2 separate regions of the Homo sapiens genome follow, and region 2 is linked to region 1. Evidence: read pairs that join two places in POLR2A ChIA-PET (ENCODE). Cell type or tissue: A673. All regions are shown on one strand.

Region 1 (5,000 bases):
ATATATTATATAGGATAATATATAATATATATTATTATATAGGATAATATATAATATATATTATTATATAGGATAATATATAATATATATTATTATATAGGATAATATATAATATATATTATTATATAGGATAATATATAATATATATTATTATATAGGATAATAATAATATATAATAGGATATATATATCCTATTAGTTCTGTCCCTCTAGGGAAGCCTGACTAATACATTACCCTATAACCTGATCAGTGGTGGTAAAGATAGTTTGGGCCAGTATCTGTATTTCCTCTGTTAAATTTACTTGCATCTCCACTTCCTTCATCCAATGGGGCAGAGACAGTATTTAACTTTTGTCTCTTTTTTTTTTTTTTTTCTTTGAGAGAGTGTCACACTTTGTCACCAGACTGGAGAGCAGTGGAATGATCTCGGCTCACTGCAACCTCCGCCTCCTAGGTTCAAGGGATTCTCCTGCCTCAGCTTCCCAAGTAGCTGGGACTACAGGTATGCGACACTCCACCCAGCTAATTTTTGTATTTTCAGTACAGATGGGGTTTCACCATGTTGGCTAGGACGGTCTTGATCTCTTGACCTCATGATCTGCCCACCTCGGCCTCCCAAAGTGCTGGGATTACAGGCATGAGCCACTGCAACTGGCCTGTCTCTTTAAATGAGTCTAGTGTTGTATGTTGCGGGAAGTCAGGGACCCTGAACAGAGGGACTGGCTGGAGCCACGGCAGAGGAACATAAATTGCGAAGATTTCATTTTAACATGGACATTTGTCAGTTCCCAAATTAATACTTTTATACTTTCTTATGACTGTCTTACTTTGATCTCTTAATCCTGTTATCTTCGTAAGCTGAGGATGTACGTCACCTCAGGACCACTGTGATAATTGTGTTAACTGTACAAATTGATTGTAAAACATGTGTGTTTGAACAATATGAAATCAGTGCACCTTGAAAAAGAACAGAATAACTGTGTTTTTAGGGAACAAGGGAAGACAACCATAAGTTCTGATTGCCTGCGGGGTTGGGCAAAAAGAGCCATATTTTTCTTCTTGCAGAGAGCCTATAAATGGACGTGCAAGTAGGGAAGATATCACTAAATTCTTTTCCTAGTAAGGAATATTGATATTAATACTCTGGGAAAGGAATTCATTCCTGGAGAGAGGTCTATAAACAGCCACTCTGGGAATGTCTGTCCTATGCAGTTGAGATAAGGACTGAGATACGCCCTGGTCTCCCACAGTACCCTCAGGCTTACTAGGATTGGGAAACTCCATCCTGGTAAATTTTAGGTCAGACAGGTTCTCTGCTCTCGAACCCTGTTTTCTGTTAAGATGTTTATCAAGACAATATGTGCACCACTGAACATAGACCCTTAACAGGAGTTCTGATTTTGCCCTTGTCCTGTTTCCTCAGAAGCATGTGATCTTTGTTCTGCTTTTTGCCCCTTGAAGCATGTGACCTACTCCCTGTTTGTACACCCCCTCCCCTTTTGAAATCCTTAATAAAAACTTGCTGGCTTTAAGGCTCAGGTGGGCATCATGGTCCTACTGATATGTGATGTCACCCCCGGCGGCCCAGCTGTAAAATTCCTATCTTTGTACTCTTTCTCTTTATTTCTCAGCTGGCCAACACTTACGGAAAATAGAAAGAACCTATGTTGAAATATTTGGGATGGGTTCCCCCGATAGTTGTATGTCCCATTACATTTATCTACTAATTGCTAAAATATTTTATAACCAAATGTATTAATCGCCCACATTTTGTCCTTTGCATTCAACCTACAATATGGATGAATATATAATTAATAAGGAAAAGTCAAAAGTGTACTTACTACTTGAAGCAGAGAAAGGAAACCATTTCCAACATTATCAAAGTTCATTTTTGCATTTTCCCATAGCATGGATTCGTTAAACAGAAGGCTTTCACACCGACTCTTATTCATGACTTCAGATGAAGGAAACCTTTCTCCACTTGTTGGGTCAATGCATTCATAGAATCTGCCAGCAAATAAGTCTACTCCCATGATACTAAAAATCAGCCAGATCATCAGGCAGACAAGAAACACATTCAAAGTGGGTAAGGTTGTTTTGATCAAAGCTCTCACAACCACCTGGTATATATAAAAAATGTAAACTTTAGATAGGAAATCTGAAACTGTTTTAGTTTTTGATCAGTTTGAAAAATACTAATTGATAGAATAACATATTTAAAAAAAAACCTTAAAAGGCCATATCTAAAGATTTAACAGCCCACATGCTGGTACTGGAATAACCTAAATAGCAATTCAATTTTTATTTAGAAAATACACTCAAATCAGGCTGGGCGTGGTGGCTCACGCCTGTAATCCCAGCACTTTGGGAGGCTGAGGCGGGTGGATCACCAGGTCAGGAGATCAAGACCATCCTGGCTAACATGGTGAAACCCCTTCTCTACTAAAAATACAAAAAATTAGCCAGGTGTGGTGGCGGACACCTGTAGTCCCAACTACTCGGGAGGCTGAGGCAGGAGAATCGCTTGAAGCCAGGAGGCAGAGCTTGCAGTGAGCAGAGATACTGCCACTGAACTCCAGCATGGGCAACAGACCCAGACTCCATCCCCCCACAAAAAAGAAAATACATTCAACTCTAGATATTCTTAAAATGTTTGTACTAAAAAATCATTAAATGGCAACAGAGCTAATTAGTACAAATACTAGAATAAATAATTATTTTGCTGGCTTAATATATATATATATATATGCTTATTGATGTCCTGTATCATGCCAGAAATGATCATTCAAGATAACTGAACCCATGTGTATGTATGAGATTATTTTAAAATATATATATTATATATTTTAAGTGAAATATAATATGTGAAAGAGTAGTTAGGGGAATCAGAAGACCAATAGTTTGTACTGTCAATGAAGCCAAGAGAAGAGATTGCTTCAGGAAATTAAATGGGTTGCTGTACGTCACAAAGATTCAATCCTCACTGAACCATTTGGTGTCACTGGTGAGTCACTCCAGAGTATGAAGCTTGGGAGATGAATCTGCCACCTAAACTTGAATACCAGCAATAATCTATAATCACTGTCATTATTTCCTCAACTGACTTCACTCTTTAAAATTCAAATCAGAATTGTATTCTTATTACTCCACTGAAGCTGCTACGGCAAATGCAAATCAGTTGCTATATCTAATATAATAATATAATAGTTTTACTATTTCCACTACTTATTTTTCTCTTAGCTTTTTTATTTTTTTATTTATTTTATTTTATTTATTTATTTTATTGAGACCAAGTTTTGCTCTTGTGTGCAATGGCCCGATCTTGGCTCACTGCAATCTCTGCCTCTGGGGTTCAAGCGATTCTCCTGCCTCAGCTTCTGGAGTAGCTGACATTACAGGCACACGCCACCCCGCCAGGCTTTTTTTTTTTTTTTTTTTTTTTTTTTAGTAGAGACGGGGTTTCACCATGTTGGTCAGGTTGGTCTTGAACTCCTGACCTCAGGTGATCCACCCACCTCGGCCTCCCAAAGTGATGGGATTATAGGCGTGAATCACTGTGCCTGGCCTCTCTTAATTTTATACTTTTGATTTCCCTCTCCTGACCTTCTTTCACTTTCTTCCTGAGGCACCACTGATTCTGTTTTCTACCATTCTAACCTTCCCTTCCTTCAGCCATTACTAGATACTAATCCTTTTGCCTGCATACTCTTCCTTATGTTCCATAGTTGCCTGTCTTTGAATTAATATTTAGGCTTTTAACTATGATTTCAGTAACACTTTTATTTCTAAAACTAGATCACAGATCTTTTGTTAATACTTTTAAATATTTTGAAAGGTCCATTAATTGTTCTGCTGAAGAAAAATGCCATGTCTTTTAGAAAATCTACATATAAAGAATAAAAAGAGTGGATATAGTTGACACATATATTTGAAAAGTAGACAGCACCTAAGACCTTAAACTTATTAAATACATAAATCATTAATTTTGTAAGCATGTAACTTCCTAATATACTCAATGATATATCTTCAGAGATAATTTACAGAACTTCCAGAGGTGGAGATGAGGCTTCAGGTCTGAACCTGACTTTGACCTAAGCATGGCTACTATTTTCCTGACCTTGAATTGTCCACAGCCATTGTTTCATTGCCATTCTAATGAATGTACAGCATTAAATGGTACAGGGCCTAATTTCTGACAGAGTCAGTTTCCCTGGCAAATCTCTTCCTCCTTTTCTCTAAATTGGGGCAGACAACTTGCTGATTTTGTTACTTTTTTTTCCTCCCTATATGTCTAAACTTATTAGGAAAAAGAACTGGTATTATCCCGTTTTTTGAAAATAAAAAAGAGTTTATTTTAGTTACATATTTACTTAGGGGGGTGTGTGTGTGTGTGCATGTGTATTTTGAGTAAATAGGCCCTCTGTAGTTTACATGTCAGAATATTCTATAATGTTTTCCTATCACTAAACTGTATTTATACTGGAAATGTGGCTGTCTTTTTTTTTTTTTTTTGAGACAGTCTCACTCTGTCACCCAGTCTGGAGTGCAGTGGAGCAATCTCGGCTCACTGCAGCCTCGACCTCCCAGCCTTAGGTGATCCTCTCACCTCATCTCACCTCAGCATCTCAAGTAGCTGGGACTACACTTGCACACACCACACCTGGCTAATTTTTGTATTTTTTGTAGAGACAGGGTCTTACTGTGTTACCCGGGCTCGTCTCAAACTCCTGAGCTCAAGCAATCTGCTGGCCTCGGTCTCCCAAATTGCTAGGATTAGAGGTGTAAGCCACCGTGCCTAGGCTGTTTTGTCATTTTAACTTCAATCTTATCAAACCATTCAACCACCTTATTTTCAGCTTATTTGCCACCTTATTTTGGTTTAAAAGCACTGGGCAATATCACCACCTTGTGGATCTTCATGATATGGTTAAATGAAGTCTGTTTCTTATTATATGTTACAATTACTATTTTAGATTTTTTGTTTTTGAGGTGTATAATTG
Region 2 (5,000 bases), 280 kb before region 1:
AAACACTTTCTTGATGTTGAGTCCCATGATAAACTCAAACTCCATGTTTGCTTAAGTGAACTTGGTTTCTGTTGAACTATGGAGTCCTAACCACTTCATTAGCTTCAAGAAAGTTGCCAGTACTGCATCTATCAAGTATTATTCATATTCTGGGCATCTGACACTTCATTTATTCACTTCTTCATGCACCTGATATATGCCAGGCACTTTTCCAGATACTTAAGTAACATCGGCAAACAAACCAGATCAAAACCCTCCCTTTGTGGAGTTTACATTGACATGTCAGTCATATGGAAAGGCACAACGCATTCAGTGTGCACACTACCTTTCTTCCGCCTCCATGTCTTTGTTCACAACCTTCACTTCTCTTGGCAGACCTTTCATCCATCTACACATAGCAAATTCGGCGGATATTTTAAATGTCTGGGTCAAATATTCTCTCTTCTCCAACGTCTTTTCTATTTTCTCAGCAGATAGAATTCTTTTTTCTTTTGTTAATTATAGAACAATTTTATGTTGTATCTTATGAAACATGGTCATTTGACAAGTTGAAAGCATTGAGCATAAGGAGATAAATGACTATTCTCATACAGACTCCTAGAAAAGGCCAATATCCCAAGCATGGCCCAAAGAGTACTATTAACTAACAACTCATCATTCTGTACACAGATACTTCATTCGTCAGAGCTGAAGCAGTTTTACAGTATTAGTAACTTTAAATCTTCCATGTTTCAGACTGAGCATAAAGGCAAAATATGAGATTTTTATTAAATTAGTGTAATATGCACTTAAAATCACATATTTATTTTTTAAAGTTAGCAGAAGATATTAAAACAAAACTCTGTGCTACCCTATGTCACTACTACACTTATCCCATTTGACCTTGTTCTAAGAGTTTTATATATGTATCTTATTTGGCTCCCAGAATGTAAACTCCCTGTGGAACCAGCTTTGCATTTTATTTATTTTTTTGTAGATTAATTTATTGAGAGATAATTTTGTCTCTTTCTCACTGTTACGTTTCCAACTTCAAAAAATGAAAAACTAATCTTCCTCTGCCCCCGTTGGTAAAGTTAGCCATTCCAGGAACCCCTTTGTAATCTTGTTTCAGAAGCTGGAAAAAATTAGCTGCCTACTTCCTAGGTGACAATACTTCAATCTGTAATGCATGAACCTGCTAAACAGGCTGAGGGGGCATGGCTGTGGCTTTTTTATGAGAGTTCCTAACAAGGAAAAGAGAATGAAGGCGTAAGATGTCATTTAGTCTTTGTAAGACTCCGTCTCTGTAAGACTCCGTCTCTGTCCTGTGAATGTGGTTGTTACTTTGTTATAGCTCTGTCAGTTGCACTGCTCAGTGCCAAAACATAAAAGGGAATATTATAATGGGACATAATCTCTGTCAATAGATTTTGGGTATTAAAGAGAGCGTGAGGTCACTCAGGTGGAAAAAGCTGGGCCAGGTAATTTTGTCTGTTAGTTTTACGACATAAAGGAGAGTCTCTCGATGCCATTAGATCTTGAAAGAGTTCAAAGAGAGAACTATCTCATTATCAGAAGGCTGAGGAATTAGTGTAATTAGTATCTGAATATTCTTTAATATTTTCTTGCATAGAAAATAAAGGTAATTGGTTATCAAAAATATTCTTTCAAATGTGTATCTCCTGGAGTTGTGGAGTTCTGAAACTTTAACCAGCTGCCTTATGAAGAGAATTTATTAATTAACTTTATGCCTGCCAAGGAGAAGGAAACCATTCTTAATTTTTAGCCAAAAATTTCCCAAAGTGATGACCAAATCATTATGTTTTGAGTTCCAGATTCCCTTGTTTAGAGTTATAAATGACATTTGAGTTTTAAGGCAGAAATGTTTCTAAATTCCCCTGTCATTTGTTTGGGAATCTATAGTCACTGAGCAACATGAAGCTGGGTCTCCCCTCTCTTCCCACCGCAGGAAAGGAATTGGAGGCTGGAGGCGAACTTGAGTACCTTGAGGTGGTATCCCAAAGGAGATGGTGGTGACAACAGACAAGTCTAGATGTTAGCAGGTCTTCTGATGAAGTCGGGGAGTGATCCCAACACAGATAGCAAATGCTAGAGTTTGGATTTAAACTCAGACCTTAAGATTTTAGATCTACAGGACCACTGTATCACTACAAATCCTGACTTTGCCCCCTTTTGATTGGAATAATCAGATAAAGCACACTACTGATGTGATCCTTGGTAAATGTAATTTACTACTTAAGTACTTTGCTTTTGTAGATGTCAATTTCCTAGTGGTTTTTTTTTTTCTTTTGGTAAATGCAGCATTCTGCAAAAATCTACTACCAATTCCTTGCTCTCACAAAGCATTCACCAACACTGTGCCACTATTTTAGAAATAGAAACCATATCCTAGCCGAAAATGATAAACTCATATATTTCCTTTTGAGATTAACCTGCCCTTTTGAAAGGGAGTCAGAAATGAATGTGAAATTTATTTGCTATTAGACAAATAAATGCAGAAACTGCAATTAAGAACTCTCTTTTAGGACTAGAGCCAACTAGTTTTTCTGCAAGTTTAAAGTTACAATTTTTTGATGGCAAGAATTGGCCAACTGATTTCAAAATATCTTATAGGTACTAAAGTGGACTTTTGAAACTCTGGTAAAGTCCATACATTCCATAAATTAAAAAAATAATAATCAGCCATTTTTTTCAAATATGATATAAAAATATCTGAGGGCTCCTCCCCTCCCCGCAACTGGAATTCACTGAATCAGAGCTGCTATAGGCTTGCATTTTTTGATGCACAGATAACCAGTTTTTAAATCACTTGTAATATAATGAACATAAATAATTGAATTTTTTTTTCTTACAGATTTGATTCTGAAGTATTTTTGAAGTATCTTTAGAACCAATGTGCTTGTGGGCACACATTACACTATTTAAAATTTTATTAAAAGTATTTTAAAAATCCTTAGAGAGAGAATGCCAGTTATCTCTCTCTCTTTCTGGTAGTGGAGAAGAAAAAATAGTATAGGCTTTTCTTAACTCACCACAATGCAGTAATTAAAAGCAAAAGAGAAAGGAGGGAAGTTGTGGGATTATGATGGAGATAATCAGATTCCCCAGTTGCCCTCTGCCTTCCCTGCTATCGAGACAACGCACAGAAGCCAGAATTATGTCTGCAGGTGATTATTTCAGGGAAGCAGTTACTCCTTGTTGGAAGATTCACTGCAATTTCCTTTCAATTACATAGGCAGACATTGGTGTTGGAGAGGGAAATAACAATATTCCTAAACCAAATAAGTAGCTTTTATAAACAAGACAGAATAATACATGAACCTGATTTCTCAAAGGGAAATTAAGTATATGAATGTCAATCATCTGATGAGATTAGCATTACAATATAGGTTCAGAATGAGTATTAAATCACAAAATTACTTTTTATCACTTGATGTAATAGCATTATTCCTCTGATTATATCACCAACTGAACAGCACTTCAAAAATTACTATAGTGCTCTGTATATATCTTTAATTTTAAATCCTTTATTATTTGGGGGCCTGGTTTATTTTTGATCTTTTCTTCTTTAGCTAACGTGTAAGAAGACATTATTAATATTTAGTGAAGATGACACTAAATGTCGTTTTTCAAAACAACAAACTCTGCCTTTTCCTAAACAAGCAGGGAGCCATTATGCCTTCACTGTTCCGCTTCCTTTGTTTCCTCTGTTTTCAGGACCTTCTCTTCTTTGACCGCATCTTCCTCCACCCTCTATCGGTGCACCTCTCCACGGTCTGACCCCACTCAATAATCTCTTTGAAAGTAAGAACTATGACTTATTTTTTTTGTCATTGTTCCCCAAACATATCCCAAGTCTGTGGTAGAATTAAGGTAGTTTCTGGAGAGAACCTGATAACATCTGCTGAGTATTGATGAATAAAAATTCCGTAATAGACTTCCAACAAAACCCTGGAGTAGAATAAAATAACTTTGTAAACCTCATAAAAAAGAATGTCAATTTACATAAATCATTACCATTGCTTTATCGATAGGGTTTTGCTAATCATTGAGAAATTGTGGAGCTGGAAAAGTCTCAGAGATAAACCAGGCAAGTGTTCTTATTTTGGATATGAGGAAACTGATGCCAAGAGAGGTGCAGTGACTTGTCCAAGGTCACATAGATAGTTTTATACCACAAAGGTCCATTCAAGTTTTCCCACAGTTTAACTCTAAAGGAAATTAATATTGAGTAAGGTACATCAGCACATAAGAAGCAAAATGGAAGTGAGTGAAGTATTTCTAGATATGCCACAATTGATTTTCACTCATGTTTTGACAGAGAGATGGATGTGATGAAGGGTATGAATGCAGTTACTGTTTAAGAAGGTGATGGACTAACCAACATTGGTTTTAGCAAAGAATAAAGAAAGTGACTGTCCTTCAATCTAGCTCCACATGCGGTTCTTAAATATTAACCACAAAGTACTCAAGCCCAAGGGCACGAGCTCTGGGTATGCAGAGTGTAGCATTGACAGCTTTCAGGAATGCAGGCCCAAAGACAGCTCCAGAAAATATCCAGGAAGCAAACTATCTTGAAGTTCTATACTTTCTTTGAAATGCCAAGATGTAATCTAAAAATATGTGTTCTACTTTTTTAGTCTAATAAACCACATTTATATGATGGTTATCTGTCATATGGGGAGACAAAATTCAACATTTCACATGCCTGAGCTTTATACCCCTCCTTTAAATGTATCAAGATTTCATAAAGCTTTGGTTCTTCAGAAAAGATCAAGGTACATCACAATATTTAAAGCATTATCTCCATATCTATTGCCACAGGAGGATAAAGAGAAAATAAACATAAATGCAAATAATGAAAATGCCTGAGCAATCATAAAGAATGAAGTTACTGTGTGGATTCTATTCTGTGTTTATGTGTTCTTTCCTTTGCTCTTAAGTCAGTTAAACATAATGCTTGGGTTCTTTCCTGATTTATTTCATTCAGCAATCCCCCC

What was found. Peaks named below come from ENCODE experiments on the same cell type or tissue, not always from the same donor. Only the 100,000 strongest peaks of a DNase experiment are listed, where the experiment ranks them.
Region 2: POLR2A ChIA-PET joins it to region 1 with 7 read pairs; 3 of 35 experiments call an interaction of 5 or more read pairs at or near these places.

Annotation. Positions count from the first base shown.
Region 1 is chr2:166,414,866-166,419,865 of GRCh38, forward strand. SCN7A (sodium voltage-gated channel alpha subunit 7) reads right to left here. Exons shown (of 26, transcript NM_002976.4): 21 at 1,842-2,120. Among named protein-coding and RNA genes, the nearest start is that of SCN9A, 41 kb to the left of the region's middle. In A673, CTCF peaks have their summits at 2,991 and 4,911 (motif pointing left); DNase peaks (open chromatin) are centred at 2,996 and 4,896.
Region 2 is chr2:166,130,105-166,135,104 of GRCh38, forward strand. The region is part of intron 2 of SCN1A-AS1 (SCN1A and SCN9A antisense RNA 1); the gene reads left to right. It also overlaps a transcript of SCN1A not described here. Among named protein-coding and RNA genes, the nearest start is that of SCN1A, 4.6 kb to the left of the region's middle. In A673, no CTCF peak of the experiment used is centred here; no DNase peak of the experiment used is centred here.